Linked DNA regions of Homo sapiens: region 1 is linked to region 2. Evidence: chromatin loops called from intact Hi-C (ENCODE). Cell type or tissue: Calu3. All regions are shown on one strand.

What was found. Peaks named below come from ENCODE experiments on the same cell type or tissue, not always from the same donor. Only the 100,000 strongest peaks of a DNase experiment are listed, where the experiment ranks them.
Region 1: it touches region 2 in a loop (2.7-fold over the local background); 1 of 110 quality-filtered maps calls a loop at or near these places.

What each region holds. Positions count from the first base shown.
Region 1 is chr15:97,315,475-97,323,474 of GRCh38, forward strand. The region is part of intron 3 of LINC02253 (long intergenic non-protein coding RNA 2253); the gene reads left to right. LOC105371006 (a long non-coding RNA gene) reads right to left here and starts at 3,847. Exons shown (of 4, transcript NR_188334.1): 1 at 3,762-3,847; 2 at 2,170-2,222. In Calu3, no CTCF peak of the experiment used is centred here; DNase peaks (open chromatin) are centred at 1,087 and 4,047.
Region 2 is chr15:96,673,753-96,681,752 of GRCh38, forward strand. No RefSeq gene overlaps it. Among named protein-coding and RNA genes, the nearest start is that of SPATA8-AS1, 110 kb to the right of the region's middle. In Calu3, no CTCF peak of the experiment used is centred here; a DNase peak (open chromatin) is centred at 4,779.

The DNA.
Region 1 (8,000 bases), 640 kb after region 2:
TTAAAGTTGGCACAGCATTCCAATGTAACTATAACCTCAGTATTTTAAAGTGCTTTCATTTGTCTCATGATTCTTGCCCTAAATCCAGTCTTTCTTAAATTAAGACTATGATTATTTTGTTTGCCCTATCTTTATAGAGGATCTCCCTCCAAATTGAATAAACTAATAGTTGTATTTTTATTCTTAGATTTAAGGATTTACTGAGCATAAACTTTCATGTTGTTGAATATATTGTTGGTTGTCTACCCAATGGCCATCCCCTACCCCTTTTATTTCCTTTGTCTCATGATAGAAGCAGAAAATTCTGGCTACTCCTCTCTAGATTCCTGTAGGGCAGAAGTTAGCTATGTGAGCAAGCAAGTCCCAGTAAAAAGAATGTCTTCCAGGAAAGTTCTGGGAAGCACTGTTTTCAAAGCTAAATGAAATGGTGTGCATGAGGAAATCCATGATGATCTTATTTCTTTGAAAGATGCATGTGAATGAAATGCTTGGAACTACCTTGCATCCTTGATGTGACAAGGCTGCAGATAGCATGATAAGGGTGTCTGTGTGAAAAGAGGAACAAAGTTCTCTTTGAGTCACAATTCCACATTCATTTATCTCCAGATTTCTTGTTATGTGTGAAAAATAAACTTTATATGACTTTTAGTTGGACATTTTGTTACTAGCAAAGACATTTGAACTGACAATGTCTCTAACATACTGCTAAGCACTGTGCATATGCTCTTTGTATCTGTTTAAGATAGACACCATATTTTTCTGTATTACTCTTGCAGTTGTTTACTTGTTGAGTGTTGTTGTCTATTTTTTTGTTGTTGTTGTTGCTATCAAGGAATACCTGAATCTGGGTAATATATTTTTAAAAAGTGGCTTATTTGGCTTATAGTTCTGCAAGCTGTATAAAATACATGGCACCAGCCTCTGCTTGATTTCTGGTGAGGGCCTCAGGCTGCTTCCACTCATGGTAGAAGGCAAAGTGGAGCTGGCTGTGCAGAGATCACATGGTAAGAGAGGAAGCAAGCGAGATGGGGTTAGGTGCCAGACTCCTTTCAACAAACAGCTCTCTAGAGAGCACTTAGAGAACTAATAGCGGGAGAATGCACTCACCTCCAACAAGAAAGGGCATTAATCAATCTGTCACTGAGAGATCCAGTTCCATGACTCACACACCTCCCATTAGGCCTCACCTCCAATTTTGGGAATTAAATTTCAACATGAGATTCGGAGGGAATAAACATCTAAAGTATAGCATTACCTAACAGACATTTTTACTGGAATCTTGTGTTAAAAGTTACTTTGGTTATGATCGCTTATAACCATTAGTGAATAATATCTGTCTTTATACTCTGTGATAAAATAAAGATAATAGCTATTAGCAGAACTACTGATGACTTTTTAATAACAGACTTTAAAATTCAAAAAATATTTATGAATAGGAGTAAAATATTGCTACATAAAATTTCATTCTCCCTAATTCTCTTTATCTTGGCAAAAAGGCTGATTTCCTTTGTGAAATGAAAATGCCTAAGAAGCATAAAAGACCATAATGACATGGCTTTTTAAAATTGTGTTTTATGATACTAATGCATTAAGTGCAAGATAAGCTGCATTTATGGGGTTTCTTTTAGTATTTTGGAGAGACAATACTCATTAAAGGTCAATAACATTGCTTGTTTTTTAAAATAATAGAATGTATTTTATGTCAGTCTTTTTCTTAAGAAATGGAATGAAGATATTAAGAAAAAATGTGATTTCAGTAAAAGTATATCTGACTTCTGTCTCCTGAATACCTATAGACTTTGGAAGGGATACCGAGCAGTGATTTGGCCAGAAGTTCTGGCTAGGTACTCTCCAGCATGATGATATAAAACAGGAAGTGCTGACATGGCAAACCCCAGACAAGTCTTTTGGAAAAAGAAGAGTCAAGTCTCAGCCACAAAAATCAGCACATAGCATAAGGGCAGGGGCATCTGGATTTCTCCAAGAAGCCATGGCCAACCTCAGACAAGATTTGAATGGGGTATAGGTCAGAAACAAGAAAGTATGTCCTGGATGTTTACTGTGAATAATTCTATCTGCAGGCGCGTAGATGGCAAATGAACATGCTAGAGTGCAATAACAAAACACAGTCTAAGCAAAAAGGAATTCTGCATTCAGAAATTGACTTACGAAAGGATCATGCTTTATGGATAATTCTTCAGACCCTCACTTTATTCTGTTCTCTGAAATGGTAGAGATAAACAGTGAAACAAAGCAAAATACAAGGAAATATATACCATATCTTATAATAAAAGTCAAAGTGAATAGCTACTCTACAAGATCCACTTCATGAGGAGCTGGATGGTAGCCTCTCCATCTAGAAAGAGGTCAGATGTAAACAACAAGGATTGTTGGATAAAAGTGCCATTGAATAATTTTAAAGGAAGAATTAGATGGGACTAATGCAGTCACTTCGTATTTGTTTGATAGTCATGAAGCTGTAAAATTCACTGAGAAAGAATGCACAAACATTCTATTGCAGTTAATTATGTAGCAGTACTATGAAAATAACTATTAAATTTTAGAGTCATAAATATTTTTACTGCTACAATTAGACAGTGGAAAAGAATTGTTACTATTCACTGGCATTCTTCAAAGTTAATCTCCATGATTCTGTTTTATAATGCATTTATGACAGCATAATCTCATCTCCACTATGTAAATTGAGTTGGATCTTATTTTCTTCTTTCATTTGCGGCACATTTTGCTGGTGGTGGCTGGATGAATGTTTAGGGGAAAGATGGTTTTGTTGCCCTCCAGCCCTTGAATGTCTGGTATAGCACAATCAGGGAATCGGTGTCACATTAAAGCAATTCTTATAATATAATCAAAGTTCTCGTGTTGTACTCTCCTTCAGATGAAACAAACTAATGAAATATATTGACCCTGTTCACGCACTTCTGAAGCAAAATGACTAAGAGGTATCGAGACGACATGAAATACATTGACATTGATTGTGAAGTCGGCATTTCCCAGTCACATTGGGGGCTGATTAAAGTGTCACATTGACAACGTAGCCCCTTTTGAACAGGAAATTAATACCAGCTTGGTGGCAAAAAGATTCTTCTTCCAAAAGGAAACTTGCATCGTCTTTAATGCTTCTTAGTAGAAAAAAAAAAAAAAAAAGAGGTCACATATTTTACACTAGCGTGGCCTTCAGTTTTCTTGTTATGAAATAATAATCAGGAATGTCAACACTGTAGTTACGTTAAAAAAAATAGGATGCTGGCCTGTTGCGGTGGCTCATGCCTGTAATCCCAGCACTTTGGGAGGCTGAGGCAGGCAGATTGCTTGAGGTCAGGAGTTCGAGACCAGTCTGGCCAATATGGTGAAACCCCATCTCTACTAAAAATAATAAAAAATTAGTCGTGCCTGATGGCGTGTGCCTGTAATCCCAGCTACCCGGGAGGATGAGGCAGGGGAATTGCTTGAACCAGGGAGGTGCAGGTTGCAGTGAGCCGAGATCGCACCACTGCACTCCAGCCTGGGTGACAGAGCAAGACTCTGTCTCAAAAAAAAAAAAAATTAGGATGCCTATTGTGTTTAATGTTTATTTTGGTTATGAATAATACTAACAAATGAAGAGACAAAATAGAAATTTTTGAATCTTTCACTAACTCATTTGAGTGGGAATTTAGTTTAAATGCTAAAAGATTAAAACATGAATATTATGTAAATATGTAAGCTTTATTTCTTATATATAGGATAAGAAAAGAACATACGTAATAATTCTTAAATTCTGGTTGTTTGATGTTGTAGCCACACATTTAATTTCATTGGCAGTAAATTTCTGTTTGTAGAAGCTACCACTTACCACTGTTCTAGAATTCATAATGTAAAAGAATCTCCAAGATAAAGATCAAAGTGTGGACACACCTGATTTGCTAAGCGCTAACATCCTGTTCCCCCTTGTCGGGGGGAAGGAAATTATTACTCTAAGTTTCAGGTTTTCCATTGCTTCATTAATTTCCCTTCCACCCTTGTTTAATAATTCACTCAGTAGATAATACAATGTTGGCATACCTTACCTTAGTAGATGAGTAACTGTTGGTTGTGTACGAGAGGCATTTTGCTAGGTGCTCTCTGGCAGAAGTCGTATGGGAGGGATGAGACAGATGAAAAAGGTGGGATGAGGAGGCGTGTGACTAGGGCTGTCTTTCTGAAAGTCCAGCCATGGTAAAATCAAAAAGTAGGCATGCAGGCCTGAGCTCCTGTTGCCTGAATCAGAACCCAGATTCAGCATTGTTCCTACATTATTTACCTTCCCCTTTGCTGACCTTTTGTCGCCGTCACTACTGTGCTACAAAAATTGGATGGCAGTTTCCATCTGTGGTTGTTCTCTTCTCTTGCCCTTTCCCGCAAAATGGCCTCTGGTTATAATTTGATAGTTTTTGTCACTGCGTGTAATAACGAAGAGAGTAAGTATTAGGAATCAATATTTCAGTCCACCCCCAGCCCCATTACAATTGCTCTCCACTTTGAGTAGATTTTATTTGGACCTCCCTGCTTCTCTTCTTACTAATTTGCTTTAAAAGCTCACTGTCTAGCTGATAAAAATGCCTGCTCTACTTCTAAATGCACACACATAAGCACAGAGAGCTGTTTTCTTCATCTGCTAATTTGTAATACTAGAGAGAAAATGAAAAATGATAAAAAAGAAAAAAACTCAAAGGAAATACAGCTTCTTATTCTAGTTATGCCTTCAATACTTCCAGCCTTCAGAATTTAGATTCCACTAACACATAAGTTCAGGCTTCCCAGTATGAGTTGAGAGAATATAGTTTGTTTTTTTTTTTAAAGTGCAGTACAGCTGCTGTGAGGAGTGATACTAAAATATTCTGATAGTTATCCTTAGCTCTGACAGTTAAAACAAAATTTATTGTTGAGTTTCAGGAGTTCTCTATATGCTCTGAATATTAATCTATTTTCTGATGTGTGAACTGCAAATATTATTATCTCCCATTCTGTGGCTTGCCTGTTTACTCTGTTGATATTGTCTTTTGATGTATAATTTTTAAAAGTTTTCATGAAGTTCAATCTGTCTATTTTTTTCTTTGGTTGCCTGCACTTTTGGTGTCATAGCCAAGATCTCATTGTTAAATCTAATGACATGAAGCTTTCCCCCTGTGTTTTCTTCTAAGTCTTTTATAATTTAGCTCTTAGGAGCTAAATTAGGCTGTGGATCTGTTTTGTGGACAAAGGACTTGATTAGTTGTTTCTCCAAACATATACAAACAGCCAGTGAAGATACAAAAAGATGCTCAAAAACCACTAATCATGGGGGAATGCAAATCAAAACTATAAGATCCTACTTCATATACATTAGGATTGCTATCATAAAAAACACATAAAATAACAAGAGTTTCTGAGAACATGGAGAACTTGCAACCCTTATGCAATGCTGTTGGGAATGAACAATGGTACAGCTGGGATGGAAAGCAGTATGGTGGTTTCTCAAAACATTTAAATTAGAATTACCACATGATCCCTAATTTTCACCCCATAACCAAAAGTATTAAAATCAGGGACACTATATTTGTACCACTGTGTTCATAGCAGCATTATTAGCAATAGCTGAAGGTAGAAGCAACCCAGGTGTCTGTCAGAAGATGAATAGATAAACAAAATGTGATCGTAGATAAAGTGGAATATTATACAGCCATAAAAAAGAAGGAAATTCTGACACATGCTACAATGTAGATGAAGCTCGAAGACATTGGGAAAAGTTAAATAAGCCAGGGACAAATGTGGATGATAGCACCAAATGAAGTATTTGGAGTAAAGTCAGAAAGAGAAAGCAGAAGGGTGGTAGCTAGGAACTAGGGGAAACGTAATAAGAATTTATTGCTTAGTGGGTACAGAGATTCAGTTTTGTGAATGCACTTCATGCCATTGAGCTGTGTACTTAAAAATGATTAAAATGGTGAATTTTGTGTAACGTGTCTTTTAACACAATTTTAGAAATAAGCTGCAATTTAGATTTTGACGAATTCTAGGGCAGGAGAAAGGTTAGCTCTTTGGTTAATTAATCAATCAATAAATTCATTCTGTACTCATTATTTATATTACTAGATACGCTAAATATAAAGAATTTAAAGTGTGAGATAAAATTGCTGTGCTCTGGGTCTTATACTCTGAAGAAGAATCAAGTAAAGAAGCAGTTACTAAATATAAAATTTGAAGATTATGGTATATACACTCCAGAGGCCCCTGTAAAAGATGATCTGTTGATATAATAGAAATCCTATCTTAATTTATTTTTAATATAATTTTTATATATAACTCATATATCATGTAATTCACCCATTCAATGTGTAATATTTTCAGTATATTCAGAGTTAAGCAACCATCACCACACTCAATTTTAGAACATTTTCACACCAAAAAGACATTTTCTACTCATTTGCAGCTGCTGTTCATTTTCCTTAACCCTACCTCCGTCCCTGGCACAGACATAGGTAACCTCCAAACAACTTTCTGCCTCTATCTACTTTCTATTTCTTTAGATTTGCTTATACTGGACATTTCACATAAATGAACTCATCCTGTATATGGTCTTTTGTGACCAGCATCTTCTACTTCGCATATTTTTAAGTTTTATCCACATTGTAACATGCATGTGTACTTTATTCCTTTTATTGCTAAATAATATTCTATTGAAAATACTACATTGGATTTATTCATTCATCAGTTGATGATCATTTGGACTTTTTCCCACTTTTTGGCTATTACTAATAATATCTCTATACACATTCATGTATAAGGCTTTTCGTATGGACATATGGTGTCAATTCTCTTATGTGTGTACTTAGGAATGATAACTGTATGCTTATCCTTTGAAGAACTGCCAGATTATATTCCAAGTGGCCTCATCATTTTACATTTCTACCAGCAAAGGATGAGGGTTCCAATTCTCTATATCTTTGATAGTACTTGCAGTTACCTGTCTTTTTTATTATTGTCATCCTAATGGGTATGAAGTGGCATCACATTGTGGTTTTGATTCGCATTTCCCTCTGATTCATTTTCATGAATCCTTTAACATTTATTTTCTTGTGGAACTTTTTAATTAAACAGAATGCTTTGACGTAGTAATACATGTGTGTTTTAGGTGTATGTGTTTGTGTGATAAAGATGCATAATCAAAACTCTTCATTGATGTGTTGTATGATTAAAAATTTGGAGAATGAGAAACTAAGCAGTGAGCGTTCAATATTAAGGAAACTGAGAGTATGGTGAAAATAGCAATAAAAGAGTTCCTAGAGGAAGTTATTCTGGGTGGATATGTACCTGTCAGGCAGTGGAGGAAGACAAGGAAACATTACAGGATAAATGGGTAACATTTAAAAATATCAACAGAAATGTGAGATAATTTGTCAGCCTTGGTGAATTTCAAATATTCTGAAATTACTTGGAAGTGCACAATGCGCTGTAGGGAGTGATAATGTGTGATTCTGCAAGGGAAAGCGGGACCTGTGTGTGAGAGTTCATTCATGTTCTGCTCTCCTCACGTGCAAAAGGGAGGCTGAAGATATTGAGGCTGAGAATGACACTATTTTATTAAAAATTATCCCCACAACTGTTTCGAAAATAATAAATGATGGTTAGTCCAAAGGCAGAGTTATCAATTCAGATGAGAAATAATTAGGACTCAAACAATGTTAGTGCTTTATTATTACTTAGGTTTTAAGTTCTCCTCCATTAAAAATCTTCATCTTGACCTTTGTTGATTTCTAAGCCATTTCTCACTTGTTTTACTATATTACTTGTAATAGGTTTTATTATTAATTTCTACATAAATATGTATCTTTTTGAAAAGTATGTTGTAATTGAAACATCAGAACTTTCCACAGTACTTATTTACAGATAAGGGATGGGGAGTTAATGGGTGGGCACCAGGGAGCCTATATATTTCCTAACATTGTATGCAAATGTGTTTATTTTTTATTTATTTATTTTTT
Region 2 (8,000 bases):
TCTTTCTCATTTCTCCATGGGTCAGGGAGACATCAAGTCAATGGATGTAAAGATGGAAGGATTGGAAGTCCAGGTTCTAAAGGTCATCAATAAATATTAATTTAAAATCAATAACAAATGACTCCAAAGACCCTCCCTGTGTCCATGTGTTCTAATTGTTCAGCTCCCACTTACGAGTGAGAACATGCTGTGTTTGGTTTTCTATTCCTGTGTTAGTTTGCTGAGGATGATGGGGAAACCTAACTCTTTTGCCTTCTGCTCAGTTCTCTAGGTCTACCTTTATTTTCTCAATACATATGTATTTGAATTTCCAAAAAATTATGTAGCTGGTTGCCAAATATCCTTAATTAATGTGATTAGAACAAATGATGTACAGTTGTGTTAAGATTCAGTTTCAGAAGTTAGTGGTTATTACTATGAGTGTGTAGCTTTGTTGTGCACTTTCAGTAGGGATACAGGGTGGGTACTTAGATACTTTATAATGTTGTATAGGATGTTGAGTATGGTTTATAATGTTATCTCAAAATGGTGGTTAAGGGCAAAATTTGAGGGAGGGAGAGTTGTTCTCAATCCTAAGCCTCACCACTACCTGCCCCAGGCATACTGAGAGGCTGTTTACAGAACCAGGCTGATCATCCACCTGTTGGGTAAAGATCGGGATGCCTGAAAGAATGAGGGTGGCTGGGAGAGGCTGGTATTTTACTTCTCAGTTGGGTAGCCCATTAGCCAGGAGGATTACTGATTTATCCTTGGATTCCAGGACAAAGAATAGAGGAATTGAAGAGATAGCCATGTTGAGAGTAGGGTGGAGACGAAGCTGCTTGCACATATACCTTCAACGTGACAAGAAAGTTTGAGTTTGATTAAATTGATGAAACATATGGAAGGTAGCTGGCTTTTCTATCCTGCTGACAGCCCACTTCAGAGAGCTGCCCAGCAGTGAGAAACAGAGAAATGACCCAGATTTGGCAGAAGCGGGGGAGGAATTTGGGAAAGACTGACAGGAAGGTTGTATCTCTTCTGAGATCTTTTCAAAACAAGCTGCCATGGTGCCTCTCACTTGAGCTTCCCTGTCCATGAGGAAGTGAGCATTTGGGTTCCTGCCATGCAGCCAGTCTAGTGGGAAGAGGCAGTGACACTCATCAAAGGGTGGATTGCAGTCTTGGCTAGTAAACTCGGGTCTATAGTCCCCTCTCTCTTTTTTTTTTTGACCCACAAACTGAAGGAACAGAGGGAAGGAGGGGTGTCAGGACTGGGTCACATATCACCACTCTCCATTCCAAACTCAAGATGTGCTTGAGTTGTGGGTGGAGATGGGAGAGGACATCTTTGAATTAAGTTTGAGATTGAGTAGCTTTGAGTCTTAAAAATCCAAAAGAGAACAATTTAATACATTAAACAGGCTGAAGAATATGGAATCTGCACATGTGTACTGTTTTCTGCTAAGTATTCTGGGGAGCGTTAAGTCATCCATGGATCCTCTCCCCAAAAAGTTGAGGTATGGTAGGAAAGGAAACATTAAATCTATTTACACAAGTAAGTGGAAAACAATAAAGCAGAGAGAAAGTCATGAGAAAAAAAACAAATGAAGTTTTAAGACTGTTTAGGGAATGAAGAGATTCTGTATTATTTCAGGGATCAGAGTAAGTTTCACAGAAGAGGCAGAATTTGAGTTTAGGAGGATGGTAAAAATTTAAACACTTAGAACCTGGTAGGGATGATGTTCAGGCAAAGGATGAATCCAAGTGCAGCAGCAGAAGGACATGCTTATGGCCTGGGAGGAAGTGGTTTGGGTGGAACCACTTGAAAGTAAGAGATAAAAGAATATTTGGTCAGATGATAGAAAGCCTTGAGTGTCATTCTAGGCAGAGTAGATTATAATTTGGGCAATGAAAAGTCTTTGGAGTTTCTAACCTGGGCATTATTATGAAATAGATGAGGCAGCTTTTGTCAGAGGCAAATAGTCTGGAAGCTGCCAGTCGCTGACCTTCAAAGCCTGAGAGTTGTGGAGATGAATATCTCAATATACGTGTAGCAAACCTAGCCCACTGTGCCCACTCTGTGTCAGGCACAGTTTAATTGTTGGAATACAAAAATGAGCTGAAGATAAAATTCCCTGCTCTTCCATTCTAATATGGGAAGTAGAAAATGAAAGAACACCTTTATATGATAATGCCGGGAGTGATGAGTGCTAGGTAGAATAAAGGAAAGAGTGTGGTGGTAGGCAGTGTTCCTCCCCAGAAGTGTGACACTCATGGTGGCCTGAGTGAAGTCGTGAGATAAAGATCAAGAGGATTCTAGTAACACAGGTTTGAACTGTTTGAGGAACCACAAGAAGAGCCATGAGGCTGTACGAGAGAGTGAAGCAGAGAATGGTAGGAGATAAAGTTGCAGTTGTAATCAAGGTCAGAGCATGTGGAGTTTGGCAGCTTATAATAAAATGTTTATTTTGCATGCAATGGAAAGGCAGTGAAGATGTTTGAACAGTAGAGTGACATGGGCGAATTTATGTTTTCCAAAGATCATCTGCTGTGGGAGAATAGACTGTATTGGGCAAGAGAAGAAGAAAGGGGACACTTTAGGGGGTCTGTGACCATGGTCCAGGTTTGCGCCAGGCTGTTAGCAATCGCAGTGGAGAGAAGTGGCTGGATTTAAGAAATGCTTTGAAAGTGAGAATAAAAGGAATTGAGAGAAACTAGAGTTGGAATATGAGAAGAAGAGAGACATCTGACTGATTTTTACATTTTTTGTCTTGAAAATGAAATGAATACTTGCTGAGATGTGGAAGTTTAAGGACAAAGTGCATTTGGAGTAAGGGTTTGAGGTACTTTTTAAACATTCAAATGGAAATATCGGGCCAGAAATTGGATATGCAGATCTGAGAGAGTGGAGAGGACAGGAATGGAGTTGTGAATTTTGGAACCTACCTTCCTACAGTATTTAAACCAGAGACTAGAATGAAAGAATTTAATATAAAGTGAAGATAAAAAATAAAAGAAAGAGGAACTAATATTTGTTTTAATCCTGCTAATTGTCAAGCTTTATACTAGTAAAGATGCTTTTACTACATAGTATCATAAGGTAGATATTATTAGTCCCCATTTAATGTTGAGGAAATTGGGGTCTTAAAGATGTTAAGTAGCTCAAAAATTATGTAGCATGAAAGTGAAATAACTGGGATTCTGTTCCAGATCTTCTTGATGCCTATATTAGTCTGTTCTCATATTGCTAATAAAGGCATACCCCAAACTGGGTAATTTATAAAGGAAAGAGGTTTAATTGACTCACAGTTCCACATGGCTAGGTAGGCCTCACAGTCATGGCGGAAGGCAAATGAGGAGCAAAGTCACGTCTTACACGGCAGCAGGCAAGAGAGCTTGTGCAGGGGAACTCCCATTTATAAAACCATCAAATCTCATGAGACTTATTTACTACCAACCATCAGAATAGTATGAGGGAATCTGCCCCCAAGATTCAATAATCTCCACCTGGCCCCACCCTTCACACATGGGGATTATTACAATTCAAGGTGAGATTTGGGTGGGGACACAGCCAAGCCATATCATTGCCTACTTAGGCCACAGGTGACACAACTTTAGACCAGTAGCGATGAGTGCAGGAGATGGGGAAAAACCACGTTATGCAAGCAGTTAAAGATAACAGAGATTTGAAGCTTAAGCAAGTGACAAAATAGTGAACACTCTCTAGAATCAGAAAATTCTATGTTTTTCCTGAAGTCAGAGTCTCCTTTTCCATGTTTTGCTTTGAACCACCTTGTGGAGCTATGAACTGATGTATTCGTGGGAAGGGAGTTCATGCTGCATATGCCATGTCCACATGGTGGTGATGTGCCATGCCAGTGACTTAAAACTTGCCAATAATTGATGTGTGGCTTTACAAATAATCAGCTCATAAATGATCCTTGATATTGCCCACTCTAAAGGTAGGGGCTAAATTCCTCCAGTAAAAGAGAGTCTCCCATTGCTCAGTGGCAGTTTCTTAAGATTTATGTGGAGTTCTGAAAACTTTGAAGAAAATTCCTTCCAGATTGTCTTCAGAGAATGTTTCTGACGTTTCAGAGTAGTCCTGGTAACATCTGGGTAAAACGAGTCACTTATTCATATCTTACACTTTCTGTGTTAGCATAAGGTTGCCTTAATACACAACCACACTGTGATCCACTACATTCTGTTCTTCTACTCAATTTCTGATGCCTACATCTCATTTAATCCCTTGGTGGCACCTAAGTTTAATGACATTGCATCTTATTAATGATGTCTTTCCAGCTGACATTGTAAACTAAAATTTTTGTATAATTTCTTGAGAATTTAAACCTGGGCTTTGTAGTGTGTTAGCCCTTAGCCACGTGTGGTTATTTATACTTAATTAAAGTTAAATGAAATGTAAAATGCTGACCCTTGGTCACACCATCCCCATTTCTAGTACTCAACAGGAACATATGGCTAGTGTCTACTCTTTTGGACAGACAGGAAGTAGAATATTTTGACCATCAGAGAAAATTTCTATTGAACAGGACTGTTTTTAAAAAGCCCCAATGTTCTGCTCATTTACCTCACACGTTCCCTGTTTTGTAAATAAGTCAACTCTATAAGAACTTGGTTCTTTGTGGCAATTGATCCAAATTCCCCTTCCGTATCTCAGACACACACACCTGTCCCAATATGACCAAAGTTCTGTTAATATCATTCAGAACAACCAGAAATAGAAAGGTAGCAGCCAATGGTAACCCACAATGGCTGATGGCTGAGCAAGGGGAACATGACTCACAAGTGGAATGTTGCAGCTAAAAGGGCACACAAAGGTGGAGTAGTAGTACAGGAAGGAGGAATGCAATTAGGAGGTAATCATTACCTTGGTAGAAGCTGTAGATTCTTAGATTCTAATCTTAACTGAATAGCTTGAATGAGATGGAGAAAATGTGAAATTGGCACAGAAGCGTGCAAAGGAGTCATTTAAATACTTAGAATTCAGGAGTGGTTCACATAGGTCAATGCGTTTAAAGCTGATTTGCCTGGAAGAGAGACTCAAACTCTGTAGCACCACTGTTACCCCTCACTCCCCTGGCCTTTCTACCGATGTCAGTGCTGTCTTAACAAACATCTGGATGCCAGTCCTTAGGAACCCTGCTCTTTCTTATACTCTAAGCACATCAGCTGCATAATGATATTAATCTAAAACATTGCTTGAAAGTCTCAGCCCCAGTCAAATTCTCGCAAATTTGAAGTCAATTATATGCCACCCTAAACCACCAGTGTAAACTTAGCACCTTGAGATTCTTATCCACAGAAGAACCAAAATATGAATCAAGATTGATTGATTTAGAAGTTGAGTTTTATAGTAGTGAATGGAGAATTCTTAAGTAACTGTTTTGCAAAAAAAAAAAAGTTTCTACAATGAATTTAGTATATTCTGAGAGAGGAGATTATTTTAAAACCATAAATTTTGCATAAAAATTTCCTTTGGGACAACACTTTAGCTGGGCTTATCACATTACTTATAATTGTGGAATCATGCTTTCTTAGCTACTGTTATTATTATTACTGTTGTTAGAACTTATTTTCACCTATTCAGTCCCAGATGAGGAACCTGAAGCCCAGGGAAGTCATCCCACCAAAGTCACACCCCCAGTAAGTGGCACAGCTGGGATTGATGGAGGCAGCTTTCTGTCTCTCTGATAGAATATTTTTCTTTATCGTGTAAAAATTTAAAATTAGACTAAAGAATGGACTGATCTGAAGATAACTCAGAGAAGTTCACATTTATGAACATGAAAGTTGATGTGTTATGATGAAATTATTAGAGTGTCATGAGAGAAGTAAAATGATAAAGCAAGCTATTATTTCCTGTACCTATCAGAAAGCAAAACACTCCTATCAAAAATATCTTAACATATTTTAATAGAAAGTACAAGTCTTTTAGAAATGGGTGCTTAGCTAGATATCCTTTCAACCTTCCTTTTTTCTGGTGTTCTAAAGTCATAACCAAAGAAATTTGTATTGCTTACACTGAGCATTAGCATACTGATAATGCAGTAACAGGAAATAGTCAGGAAAGGAGAGGAAAGCATAAATAGTTCAAACTTACAAGAGTGGGAGTTGCATAGCCTTTTCGTTGTATTTTTCCTAACATTGCCTGTCTGCCATTGCTCCCCGTCCAGGCAAGGTCCATTCCCCACCCAATAAATAGTTTCCCAGTCCCTCACGTTGCCTTCTCTAGGAGCTCTCACCACATCGTCTTACCATTTTCCCTCCTAAACAGCCACCAGTCACCTCTGAACTCCTCGATGACATCCTTATGTCTCTAACATGTTCTGTTGTGCCAGACACATAGTAGGATCTCAGTAATTACTTCATAAGCAAATGGATAATTCAACATCACTTATTATCCATAGCTATGGATAAGTAACCCTCTCAAAAGGTGTTTTTGATCATATGGGTAACCATAGATCATCGGACTCACCAAAGAAATATGAAAATTTCCTACCCGTTGAAGTGAGTGTCTGATATTTGGAATCGCTGCTTGGAGGCATTTTTCTTCTGGTGCATGAGAGGCAGGGAGCAAGTCTCTTTGCAAGACTTAGTTAACAAACATTTCCCAAGGATGTCAGAATTACATTGTAATAATACATAACTAAATACTATTGCACAGCCTCTCTCTCTGGACCTTCCTTTCTAAACAGAGTTTTATATTTTATCTGAAAGGTCCTTTGTACAAAATGAAAAACTATTCATCAAACAAGGGTCTGTCCAGGTTAGACACTTTGGTCAAGCAATGTAATTCCAACCACCTGCAGTGTAATTTTATAGCAGAAGTAATGCTACAACATGCAAGGCCATTGTCACATGAAAGTAATTGTTAACCTAAAGAAAAAGCAGATTTTCCTTTTTGCTAACATGACAAGATTAAAACCTTTTTACATGTGAGGTTTACATATAATTTGCTCTGATCATTGAACAAAGAATCTTGAACACACTTGGCTGTACTTTTCAATCATTGGCCAAGTTTACAAAGACTTAATTTTTTTTTTTTAAAAAAAGGAAAGATACTTTATTTAAAAGTCTTTTTGACTTTTGGGAACTGAATAACATGAAACTGGTAACTTTCTAAAGGAAAGCTACTAAGTTTTGCAATAAGTGTCTCTTACTTTGTTTCTCTACTATATAAAAATAATTATTTTGATAATCACCATTAATCTTGGCACTCAGATTATTTCTTAGTTCAGACAGGACACATTTCAAGTGTATTCTATTTTGAGATAGGCTCTAACTACCTTTCATTTTAAAGAAGTCTCAGATTCTCCTTGTCACCAAAGTTCTTGACTTTTTAGCCATTTCTGATTGCTACTTAAGTCTTCATCTCCATCCATTCGTCCCTATTCCTGGTGTCCTTGAGATATTCCTGAGGCCTTCTTTGTATACTCTCCAGCTGTATTGGCTTCAGGAGATAGATCAAGATAAGAAGAAATATCATCCTCAATGCCCTCTGCCTGGTGGGCTTCCGCTCAGCTCCTTCCTTTTGTTTAAATCCTTACTTAAAAGCACCATTTTCAATGAATCTTTTCCTCACCAACTCTTACTCCATGTCTACACTCTTAACAAAATTTGACTCTGAGATTAGGAAATAGTGATATACAAGCATATATACACACATATAAATTATATGTATAAAATCTGTAATATATATTATGTACATATAGACTGTTATATTTGTATCACACTGGAATCTATCTATGGATTCCATATATAGCAATTCTCTCTCTATATATATTCTATATATTCCATATATAAAATCTATATGTGGAATTTATATATATAGATTCCAGTGTGCTACAAATATAACAATCTATATATATATATATATGTAGATTCCAGTGTGATACAAATATAACAATGTTGAGTAGAAGAAGCCACATACTAAAGACTACATAATATATAAGTCCATTTACAAAAAGTACAAAATTATGCAAAGCTAATCTACAC